Linked DNA regions of Homo sapiens: region 2 is linked to region 1. Evidence: read pairs that join two places in POLR2A ChIA-PET (ENCODE). Cell type or tissue: HepG2. All regions are shown on one strand. Each heading gives the region's core, and the rest is flanking DNA. Links, peaks and the distances in the headings are about the cores only.

The links. ChIA-PET counts read pairs that join two places held together with the same protein. Peaks named below come from ENCODE experiments on the same cell type or tissue, not always from the same donor. Only the 100,000 strongest peaks of a DNase experiment are listed, where the experiment ranks them.
Region 2: POLR2A ChIA-PET joins it to region 1 with 45 read pairs; 1 of 35 experiments calls an interaction of 5 or more read pairs at or near these places.

The regions. Positions count from the first base shown.
Region 1 is chr2:145,821,146-145,826,537 of GRCh38, reverse strand. It overlaps the pseudogene METAP2P1. Among named protein-coding and RNA genes, the nearest start is that of LINC01966, 940 kb to the right of the region's middle. In HepG2, for the core only: no CTCF peak of the experiment used is centred there; a DNase peak (open chromatin) is centred at 3,207; H3K4me3 peaks cover 653 bases.
Region 2 is chr2:145,759,407-145,764,798 of GRCh38, reverse strand. LOC124908059 (a long non-coding RNA gene) reads right to left here. Exons shown (of 2, transcript XR_007088682.1): 2 at 1-96. Among named protein-coding and RNA genes, the nearest start is that of LINC01966, 880 kb to the right of the region's middle. In HepG2, for the core only: no CTCF peak of the experiment used is centred there; DNase peaks (open chromatin) are centred at 3,278 and 3,758; H3K4me3 peaks cover 383 bases.

The sequences.
Region 1 (5,392 bases), core at 207-5,206:
TGTACCAGTAAGGTTTCTAAACAAAATAATTGTTAAATGTCATCAGTGAAAATTTTGGCACCCTCACCTTCTGCCACAGATGGCTGGATTGCTTGGGAGAAAGGAAATTCTTGATGGCTCTGAAGAATCTGTGACTTGGAAATTGTATCCACCATTGTGTGACAGTAAAGGATCATACACAGTGCAGTTTGAACATACCATAGTGTTGCATCCAACATGTAAAGAAGTTGTCAGCAGAGGAGATGACTATTAAACTTAGTCCAAAGCAACTTTAACACCTTTATTTTCTAAGCTTTTTTGGAATACATATCAAATTAATTTGCAACATGTTGTCTATTTTAACAGTGGACCTGTATAATATTTTTATCTGTGTTTAAAAAAGAAGAAATTTGGCCATGCAAGGTGGTTGACACCTGTAATCCAAGCACTTTGGGAGGCCGAGGTGGGTGGATCACCTGAGGTCAGGAGTTCGAGACCAGCCTGGCCAACATGGCGAAATCCCATCTCCACTAAAAATACAAAAAATTATGCAGGCGTCGTGGCATGCGCCTGTAGTCCCAGCTACTCGGGAGACTGAGGCAGGAGTATCTCTTGAACCCAGGAGGCGAAGGTTGCAGAAAGCGAAGATGGCACCACTGAACTCCAGCCTGGGTGACAGAGCAAGACTTCGTTTCAAAAAAGTAAAAAAATAATAATAAAAAAGAAGGAATTTGATCAAAGGTAAACAGTCTAACGTAATGAACCAAAGAAAAAGCTTTCAGGACTTTCAAATGTTAACTGTTTTTCCCCTTCCTATCTAGGAAAATGCTATAAAGCTCAGATTAGTTAGGAATGACTTACACCTTTTGTTTTGAAAACTAAGAGCCGGTTTCCAGATATTTATATTCCCGTATTTCTTGAATGCTTAGAATGACTACAATTCTGCATCGATACCCTCTATTGTTAATTTTTAACCTGCCTGGAATCTTTTTCCTAAAAAAAAAAAGATATTTTCAGATCTGAAAAAAAAAAATCAAAGGAACCATAAACGTCAAGTCTAATCATATCCAAATGTGGTCCATCAATCAACCTCAGCAGAAATAATTGGGGAAGATTTAAAAATTCAGGGAATGTTGACCTCATCTCTGAGATAAGATTAATAAATATTTTATGATTGTCTGGAAAGTAACAGCGTACAGTTTAACCTATATTCTAATTTTGATTCATGATTTTAAATAATTAAACTTTAATAATTGATATGGTTTGGATATTTGTCCCCTCCAAATCTCATGTGGAAATGTGATCATCAGTGTTGGAGGTGGGGCCTGGTGGGACATGTTTGGTTATGATAGTGGATCCCTCATGAATAATTTGCTGCTGTCCTCATGGTAATGAGTGTGTTCTCACTCTATGAGTTCACACGAGATCTGGTTATTTATAAGAGCCTGGAAATTCCTCCCTCTCCCTTGCTCTCACTCTTACCATGTGACATAACTGTATCCCCCTTTACCTTCTGCCATAATTAGAAGCTTCCTGAGGCCCTCACCAGATGCAGATGCTGGTCCTATGCTTCCTGTATAGCCAGCAGGACTGTGAGCCAAAACAAACCTCTTTTTTTTATAAATTACCCAGTCTCAGTTATTTCTTTATAGCAATACAATAATTGACTAATAGAATAATATAAATTACTTATATTTTGGTAGAAATATATGGTTATAATTTTAGAAAAAAATAACTTTTTTTTTTGTCTTCTGACTACAGAATTTACCGGGAAGAGAAGTGGGCTTCTGTTCTGCTGCTAATTTACAAGATTACGCTCTAATGGCAAATTCTTCCTATGGCAAGCACATAGTCCCTAGAGCCCAACGATTTCTGAAGGTACATGGCCAGTCAAACCCATGTCAGATGGAAGACATAGCAGTGTCACTTTTGCACAAAAATGTTTACTATCTATTGCTATTGAAGATTTTGCCAACCTCTGCATTTTTTATTGCTATGTAGCACGAGGCATTTTATTTGTTTATCTCATTATTTCTCCTAGATTTCCAAATATTTCTCCTAGATTTCCAATCATGAAATATTTCTCCTAGATGTCCAAATCATGAATGAACAACTAGAAAATAAGTAGAGGACACAGGCTATATGATGATTAAATCAAGTTGTTTAATGACAAAAAACTGAACAGATTGTGCATGTTATTTTATCCCATTTACATTGACAAAGTGTCACACTTCTACTTTGTGAAGAGAAATTTCATGCAATAGTCATAGGGAAGAAAGAATTAATGCTAGGAATAAGTGTAAAGCTCTGTATAGCTTTTCATTTAAAAGGTTTTACAAATCCTGCTGACCTGTTGCTAAACTAAGCAGAGCGAGTCCCCCTGGAACACACTCTATACTCATTCTTCCTCTTTATTTACGTTCCTTTTAACTATTTTAGCATTTTCCTAAATAGCAGAAACTTTTCCTATGAAAATAATGTCAGCCTTTCCATCCCTGCAATGCAAGCTGCTTGCATCAGTTAAGTTCTGAGTTGCTTCTTTTGGAGTTAGGGCCAGCTGGTTTATAGCTGAAGTCAGCAGTCACCTGCAGAATAGAGTCTGGAGAAAGTAAGGGTGTTTCTCCCTGGCCAAAATTAACATTCCCATTAAGATTCAATTGTGCCTGAAATTCCACTATTAGGGATTGACTCCCACCAATCAATGTCTTGTGCTTTCTAGGGCTTACTTAGTTCTGACTTCATTGAATCTAAGATGTCATCAATTATAAAACCTGTCACTATTATATGTACAACTAAAGAAAAAATATATTACCAATTTAACCATGGCAGATCATCAACTCTAAAATTTATCCCAATTTCAAAGATGTTAAATTATATTTTTAAAAATATGTTTCAATTCTTAAAATAAGGTAAGTGAAAATGCTAGTAATGACAGAGAGAGAGTTGGGAATGAAGACTATGAAGACCCATATTAACTGAATGTTTAAGCATTGATGTCAACCAGCTAAAGCCAAGCTCTAAGATAATGAAATATAGGATAGTCATATTCTTATAGAAGAGAAGGAAGAGGAAGATAAACTGCAACTGCTTCACAAGGTTGACTAAACCCAGCTTTATTTAGACCACACAATCGTCTTTGAACAACTCCTTTTAGCAATGTTTATTTAAAGAGGTCACTATTTGAAGTTAGCATAGGGAATTCCATAGCTGTTGACCCTTTGGAAAAATAACTGACTCTGAGAAAGGTTAGGATAGGTGGGAAAATTCTGTGAATAAAACCTTTTCAAGCTAGAAATAGGTCAGAGTACAGTCTGATCAAAGACACAGATGAAATGCAGAAGAATGTAGATAAAGGTAAAATAATGAGCAAGAGAGAAACTAATAAACAGAGAAATGCTTCTTTAAGTGGCTAGGTATGGCAGGAAAGAACTTTCAGATGCAATGTGGGAAGAGCTTTACTCATTCCGCCTGTACACAGCAGCAGTAAAGGAAACAAATAGAAAAAAAAAAGATGGTGAATTTCAATGCTAAAAAAGGCAGACTTACACTGACTGTCAGAGCTCAGAGTAGAGTTATGGGAACAGACACCTTTTTCTTCTTGAGCTGCATGTCAGATTTTTACAGTAACACAACTACTTTTCCAATTCAGAGAATAAAACAAAAGAAACCTACACATTTTTTCTCCCCTCCCCTCCAAAATATCTATAGACTGAATTGATACTAGGGGCAAGACAGGATGTTAGTACAGATATATTTAAAGGGAACAACTATGTCAAAACTAGGATAATTACATAGTATCTACATGGCATGATTTGAAAGATTAGAAAAAGATTTTCTGCTCTTTTTTTCTTGGAAGGGGGGTCTTGAGCTTATTACCAAAGACAAATTTCTTTAAGTTTTCGTGTGCGTGTGTTTGTGTGTCTGTGTGTGTGTGTGTGTGTAGGAGGAAGGTGATTTCAAAACCAGTAAAATGTAAATATCTTGGACATAGAGTATTACAAATTCTGCCATATTCTTTAGTAGATTTTTTAATAAATTTTCGAGGAAACCTGAAAATTAGCATAACCATACCCTATATGATTGACTGACCATGGGAAGCAAGGCTTAAAAGGAGAGACAGAGGAGAACCTTGATGAATTGGAATCTAAGAACTTAAAATATGCTAGATGCCCTGCTAAGTACTTTACATACGTAATCCTTTAATCCTCATAAGAGCACTGTTAGGTAGGTATTATTATCATCCTCATTTTAGGTAAGGAGGATGAGGAGAAATTGAATCTCAAGGATATTAAATAGCTCGCTTAAGGCTACACAGCTAGTCAGTGGAAAATATGAGCCAATTTAAGTCAGCTCACTTCAAATTTCTATGAAACCACGTTGAGAAATATGCAGGAAAAAAACAAACACTGAACCAATGGTGAGAAAAGCACAAAGTCAATTTTATGCACATCAGGTATTTTTTCCTGGAGTAGTGGTAGCCCATAAAGTTATAACATTTGTTGTTTTTTAAATAAACTTAGCTCAGAGTTTCCAGATGAAGCTTACATTTACTGAATATTTATTGTACAATAAGTTAAATTATATTCATCTCATTTAATGCTCAAAATAACCCTGTAAGATGGATATTTTCATAATCTCCACCTCAGGTTCGTATAGCTGGTACATGATAGAGCCAGGGCTCTAACCCCACTTCTGATTTTAGATTCTGGACTCCTCTGAATAAACCATAACACTTCAGGTGTATGTTTCAATGAGGAATTTTTAAAGACCTCATAAGATCTTTCAAATTTTTTTTTAAATAATGAATACAGAAAGAATATATCCCATACCTTCTATCCTCACTGTTCTACGATGTTACACACAGCACATTTTCTTATCAAATTTGTTCATGAGTATAATTTTTAAAATCCAAATTCCTGTGGAGTAAGGTTATCTTTATGAACAAAACTAAATCCAAAACTGATGGCCGGCAATCACCGCATCGCCATAAATATTACTGTCATTAGCAAGATGAAGTTTTCTTTTTTAGATTAAGATATCTCAGAGAGTTGCTATAGAGAACATTGACATCTTTAAGAGACATGAGATGAGTGTATAGAGTCAAAATATGTCAGCCAGTAAATTTCTTCATGCATTCACAAATATTTATTGAACACCCTATATGCTCTCTCCACATTGTTGTAGGTGCTGGGGGTACCACAATAAACAATGTTGGAAACTCCTGTACTGGAGGAGTTTACATTCAAGTACAAAGAGACAGACAATAATGAGATAAACAAATAAAATGCATCGTGTGCTACATAGCAATAAAAAAATGCAGAGATTGGCAAAATCTTCAATAGCAATAGATAATAAACATTTTAGGCTTTGGGGGCTACACGGTCCATTTCACAACTACTCGCCTCTGTCTTTG
Region 2 (5,392 bases), core at 157-5,156, 62 kb after region 1:
CACGGTCTGGGAGCAACATCAGGAGAGTTTCTATGCTCTCAGGACTCACAGTCTTCTGGAAGGTTGAGGAGAGGATGGATGGTTGATTGGCTGTGCCTGTAAGAGAAGATGAAGGAGGGAATCTGAGAAATGGAAACTATAGGAAGATATCAAATTAAAGTTAGGAGAAGAAAGTCAAATGCTATTGTGGAACCTAAAAAAAAGAGAGAGATAAAACAATTTCTGAAAATTAAGAAGCAATTGGGTTAAATTAAAAGGGGACAAAAACTGAAGTCTTGATGAGAGTTTCTTACCACTGAACTTGAATGATGTCCTCATTAATTATTTCTTATAACCAACACACATGTGTTGAGTATCTAAAATGTGCCAGATACTGTGCTAAGGACTGGGGATGTAAAGATGAATGAGACATCTTCATGTGAGGGTGGGTAAGAGGAGCAGCAGAGCCCCCAGGCATGTCAGACTCACTGGGTGCTGTGCCATTCTTATGGGCTCTGTGTAAATGGAGGCCTGCCACGGATACTGCTTCTGTCTCCCAGCTGCACTTCACTTTATGTCTGGAAAACATGACTGAGCTGGACCTAAGGTATGGTATCTTAAAAAATTAGGTAGCTTTATATAAAAATAAAATAATCTCCTTGCAAAGAAGCCTTTCACATCTGAAAATCAAATAGGGCACATCAGTGGTTTCCAATCTGATTGATTATTCAAGACCTCCTAGGCATGATTTTACAGTACAGTTTTCTGCTTCCTACTCCTGGAAATTCTAGTTCAATGGATCTAACCAGATATATTCTCATAATATAAGCATTGTCCTGAACAATTCTGAAAAGAACTAAAATCTCAAAAACAGTGTTTTCCGCTTCACAATAGACTTTGTTAGGTTAAAATTAAATAAAGAACTACTGTCTTATCAGATATAACTTGCATATAATGTAGAAAAATTCAAATCAATAAAAAACTGCCCTTTGAATCATTAATACAGTCCCTTGAATAAGCAATCTCAATGGTGTATATGAAAGCAAACTTATACACATTATCTTTTATTACATTAACTGGAGCATAAAGGTATATAATTAGTAATTCATACTTTCTTACTGTTTGAAAAATTGAGCATAAATCAGGTTTATATTGAGTCCTAGTCTCATCAGTGACTTGATGTCTTGACTTTAAGGGCCTTTGGATGTCATGCAAAAATTGCAACTTTATGTAAATTATGGTCTGGATCAAACTATTTCTCAAGTATCTTTAATATGCTCAAAGATCTGAGTCATAAAAATTCTTGGGTTTAAAACATTATTTTTTAATTATATAAATAAAGTCTTATGCAGATTCCTAATGTATCAAAAAAGATAAGAGTGGACCTTTAGACAATAGCAGGGGTGGGGTCCCAGTGCTACCTCTTTGGCCACCATGTTAGCCTCAGTAGGAGCTCCTAACCTCCCTCTGCAGAACTCCGGAGTTCCACAGGGTACAGAGGGAAAACAAAGAGTATCCCATTTTTAACTTTATTTCCAAGAAAATCCCCACAATTTGAATATTATAATGATTCCCTATAGATATGTGAGGTTAGTCCCTAACTGGCTATCCATTTGTTAAATCCCCCAGTGCCTTAGGCCAGTTAAGTGCACACTTGGCCAAATCTGGCCCTCTGGGTCACTCCACTGGGACACTCCAAGTGAGGTAAAAAACACAAGCCTATTTGTCAAACCTAACTAGGTTCAAACCTCTAATCTCCATTCACCAGTTAAATTACCAGGAGCAAGGTAGTGAAATTTCCAGGGTCTTCTTCCCATGGCCTGTAAAGTAGGGATAATAAATTCTACCATTCACTCTGGTTTCCACCTGGTCTTTAGCATAAAGACTAGTGCTTGGTATTTCTCTTCTTGCTTTCTTGGGAATTGATCAGGTTAGGAATTGGCGAAGTTGCTCTAACTCCTTCAGGCCTATTCAGAGCTTATTTCTTTCATGTCTCTACACTACATTTACTTCTTATGATACAAAAGAATAATGAGATTCCATTAACAAAAAATCGCTACAACTTCTTCCATGGAACTGAAGAGAATATCTTATTAAATTCCTGTTTTCTCAAATATGTTGGCCACACCTTAGATTATAATAATTATTTACTATGGTCTTCAGATATGTTTATGTATTAATAATCACAGAAGGTAAGTTTTGTTACACATCACTGCATTTCAATATGCTCTGGAAAGTACACACCTCAACATAGAAATGGTATTGCATATTTAAACATTATTAAATAATGAACACTTATTGTCATGTATAAGCTGCAAGATGGAGGGAGGAGTAAAAAAAGAGTAAGGTGACTTAACACTGTCGTACCTTCAATGGCACTAATGATGTCATGGGAGAAAAAGAGAAAAACTTAAGAAACAGCATAGAGGTCCTTTTGAAAAACCTAAGAATTTTTAAAAATTCTTTGGGTTAAGTAATGAAAGGCAAGGGCAACTAGCTTGTGAACAATCTCCTGAGCAATGTTGTTCTGTGTGTTTACTGGGCTCCCAAGCCTGAAATTATCTTCCCTCTATACCACCTAAATGTGTTCACTTATCCTCAAGCCATCTGAAATCACATTAATTAAACAAATTGTGTTAAATAAAAATGGTTCTTAAAAAAAAAAAAAAAAAACATAGATGAAGCTGTATGTTGGCAAAGAGAAAGAATAAGACCCTCTAAGCAAAGTATATTGTGTGTATAAGGAACGTGTGTGTGTGTGCATGTGTGTGTGTGTGTGTGTGTGTGTGTGCATGCTCACATGCATTCCCTGAGGACTACAAGAGAAACAACAACAATAACAACAAGAATGATGAATGTGTCAGAGGTGGGGGTTCCATCTCATTTTTGAGATTAATTTTTAAGCCAGTATAGGCAAAATAAAGAGTTGTTTAACTCTCACAGCTTACTACATGTTATTTTCAAATGAGTTAGTAGAGTGGCACATGGTCCATATATAGCTTTTGTATAATGACCAGATTTTTCTAAACCATAAATGCAATATAAGTATAAACTAGTGTAACTGAGATATTTATTTATATTTCTATCGGGTAGGACACCTGTTTATACAATTATTTCAATATTGAGAGAAAAATTTCCCCAAATTCTGCATTATCAATGCACTTCACAATGATTTTGCAAGCACCTAGGGCAGAGAACCCAATGTTTTATTTTGGCAAGGGAAGCTCTGTAGAAATATTTGCAATATTTTGTGCTAATCCCTCCACTAGTCACTTTAGTGTGGCAAATATTTGTTCTAGTGGACTTTACTACAGTAACAGAGTACATCAATCTGTTGTTTTAACCTTTTGAAAATAACCTTTGTGTCTTCTTGAAGGAAATAAAGAGTCATTGATGAAACCTTTGAAATTTTCAACTTCTTTGCAATAAGGTACCTGGAAGAGAAATTGGTGCGTTATCTCAAGGGAATAGATTATAGGGAATTGAGTGCATCTCTGCTTACTTTCTTGGCTCATAGCTTTATGGATATCAGGGACCTAAAAAGTAAATGGTGGTCAAAAAGAACAAACATTTATTAGAGCAGTTAGAGAGGACTGGTTTGATATTTGCCAAGTTTCTTCTCAATAACATGTTTGGCAGCTACCAAATGACATGGCCTGCCCAGAGTTGATTTTGACGAAGCCTCTGGGATGTGTTAAAAAGTAAACCAGAGCAAATCACATACTGGAAAGCATAACTCAATCAAGGAAAAATGTATGATTAAGGGTGACATGGGCAAGGAAAGCCTTGCCAGAGCTCAGGGTAAATATTTGTATCAGTGTGAAGAGAAAGCTTCGTGACGCTGATGTCAACCAGCTGGAATTTTCATTGTTTATAAACTTTTGTTGTTAGAGTTGAATTCTGGCAGAAAAGGTACCAAAGAAAGAGCAATTTCCCAGCATGAGAGTTTGAATTGTGATAAGGCAGCTTGACCAGAAACAAATGCAACCATGCAAAGTTTCAGCCACTTTTCCCTTCCAGAATTCTCCTGCCAAGAAGCAACCTTCTTGCCTTAAATCTTACTTTGACAAACTTCATCAGGATTAGTTAAAAGAAAAGTTTTTGGCTTGTTCTGTTTCATAAGAACTTATGGCATCATTTTCCTCAGATAAACATAAAATGGAGAAGAATGTAAATGAATTTCTGTTAAATTTTTGTACAAAAGAATATTGCCATCTGAAGTAGATTTTTAATGATCGAAAATAAACGCCTTGGTATTAAACCCAACTTTGTGAATAGTGTCTATTAACTTTATGACACCAAGCTATTTATTTTTTACCTCAGGGTAGACTATTGTATATTTTTAAATAAAAAAGTACAGCAATTAAAAATATTTGGGCCCTTGATTTAACTCACCAACTATTTCTGTTAAAAAGAAATCTGTATTTTCTCCCTAAGCTGTGTTTTGTTGTACTTTTCAGAACTTTGAAGGTAGCCAAAAGTTATAAATCAAACAATATCACAAGGACATAGGTTTGTATAAAAATTTACAGTAATTCAGAACACATAACTCAACTTTCAGGCAGAAAAAGAGAGATTGTTGGAAACTGATTCCTGACACTTACTCTTCCTCTCAGAAACAGAAGCACATAGATGGTGCTCTATTGGCAAAGAAAGACACCCTGAGTTTCCCATTTCATAGATGGCCTACTAGCAGAAAACTGCAGCATAGATACTCTCTGAATAGTAACCCTTACTTCTCCCTCAAGGTAGCCTGGAAGTTTCAATCCGATCTACTTTCAGTGAGGGCTGAGTAGTGACATTCACTGAACAGGATATGCAAATAACTCAAAATTCCTATCAAATTATCCTTTGTTTTAATAATTTTGTGTTTTACATAAACTTCAATCTGATTGGCCTAAGACATAGCACAATAAAAATTACATTGATATGTTGCTTTTGAGAATCCTGAATTACCTCTATCCAGGAAAAAGAGCAAACTCAGAGACCCTCCATTTGTACACCCTAACATAGAATGAACCGAAGGCTATCCCTGGCAGTGCAGAAACTAGACGCATCATGAACATAACCACATTACCCAGATGCACTAAGAATAGAAACCAAGCCCCTGCTGGTGTAATTAAGAAATCTTTTCTTCCAGTCCTGGGCTTTAGAGACCTGGATCACTAACTAATTCCAATTTAGAATGCTCTTTTGATAAGGGTTTTTGTAAACTAAGAAGTGAGCTGAACATGAAAACTTTACATTATAAGTTTCTGAGCTAGCATGTCCCACTTATGCAGTAGAGTCTCTGGCTTACACTGGCTAAAGAAACAACCTTCAGAGTGTGGCTATTTCTGGGACATCACAATGATGGTGTATTTTCAGGAGCCAAAGAAGTGCCAGTGACTTCCACTGGAATTTGCACATTTCT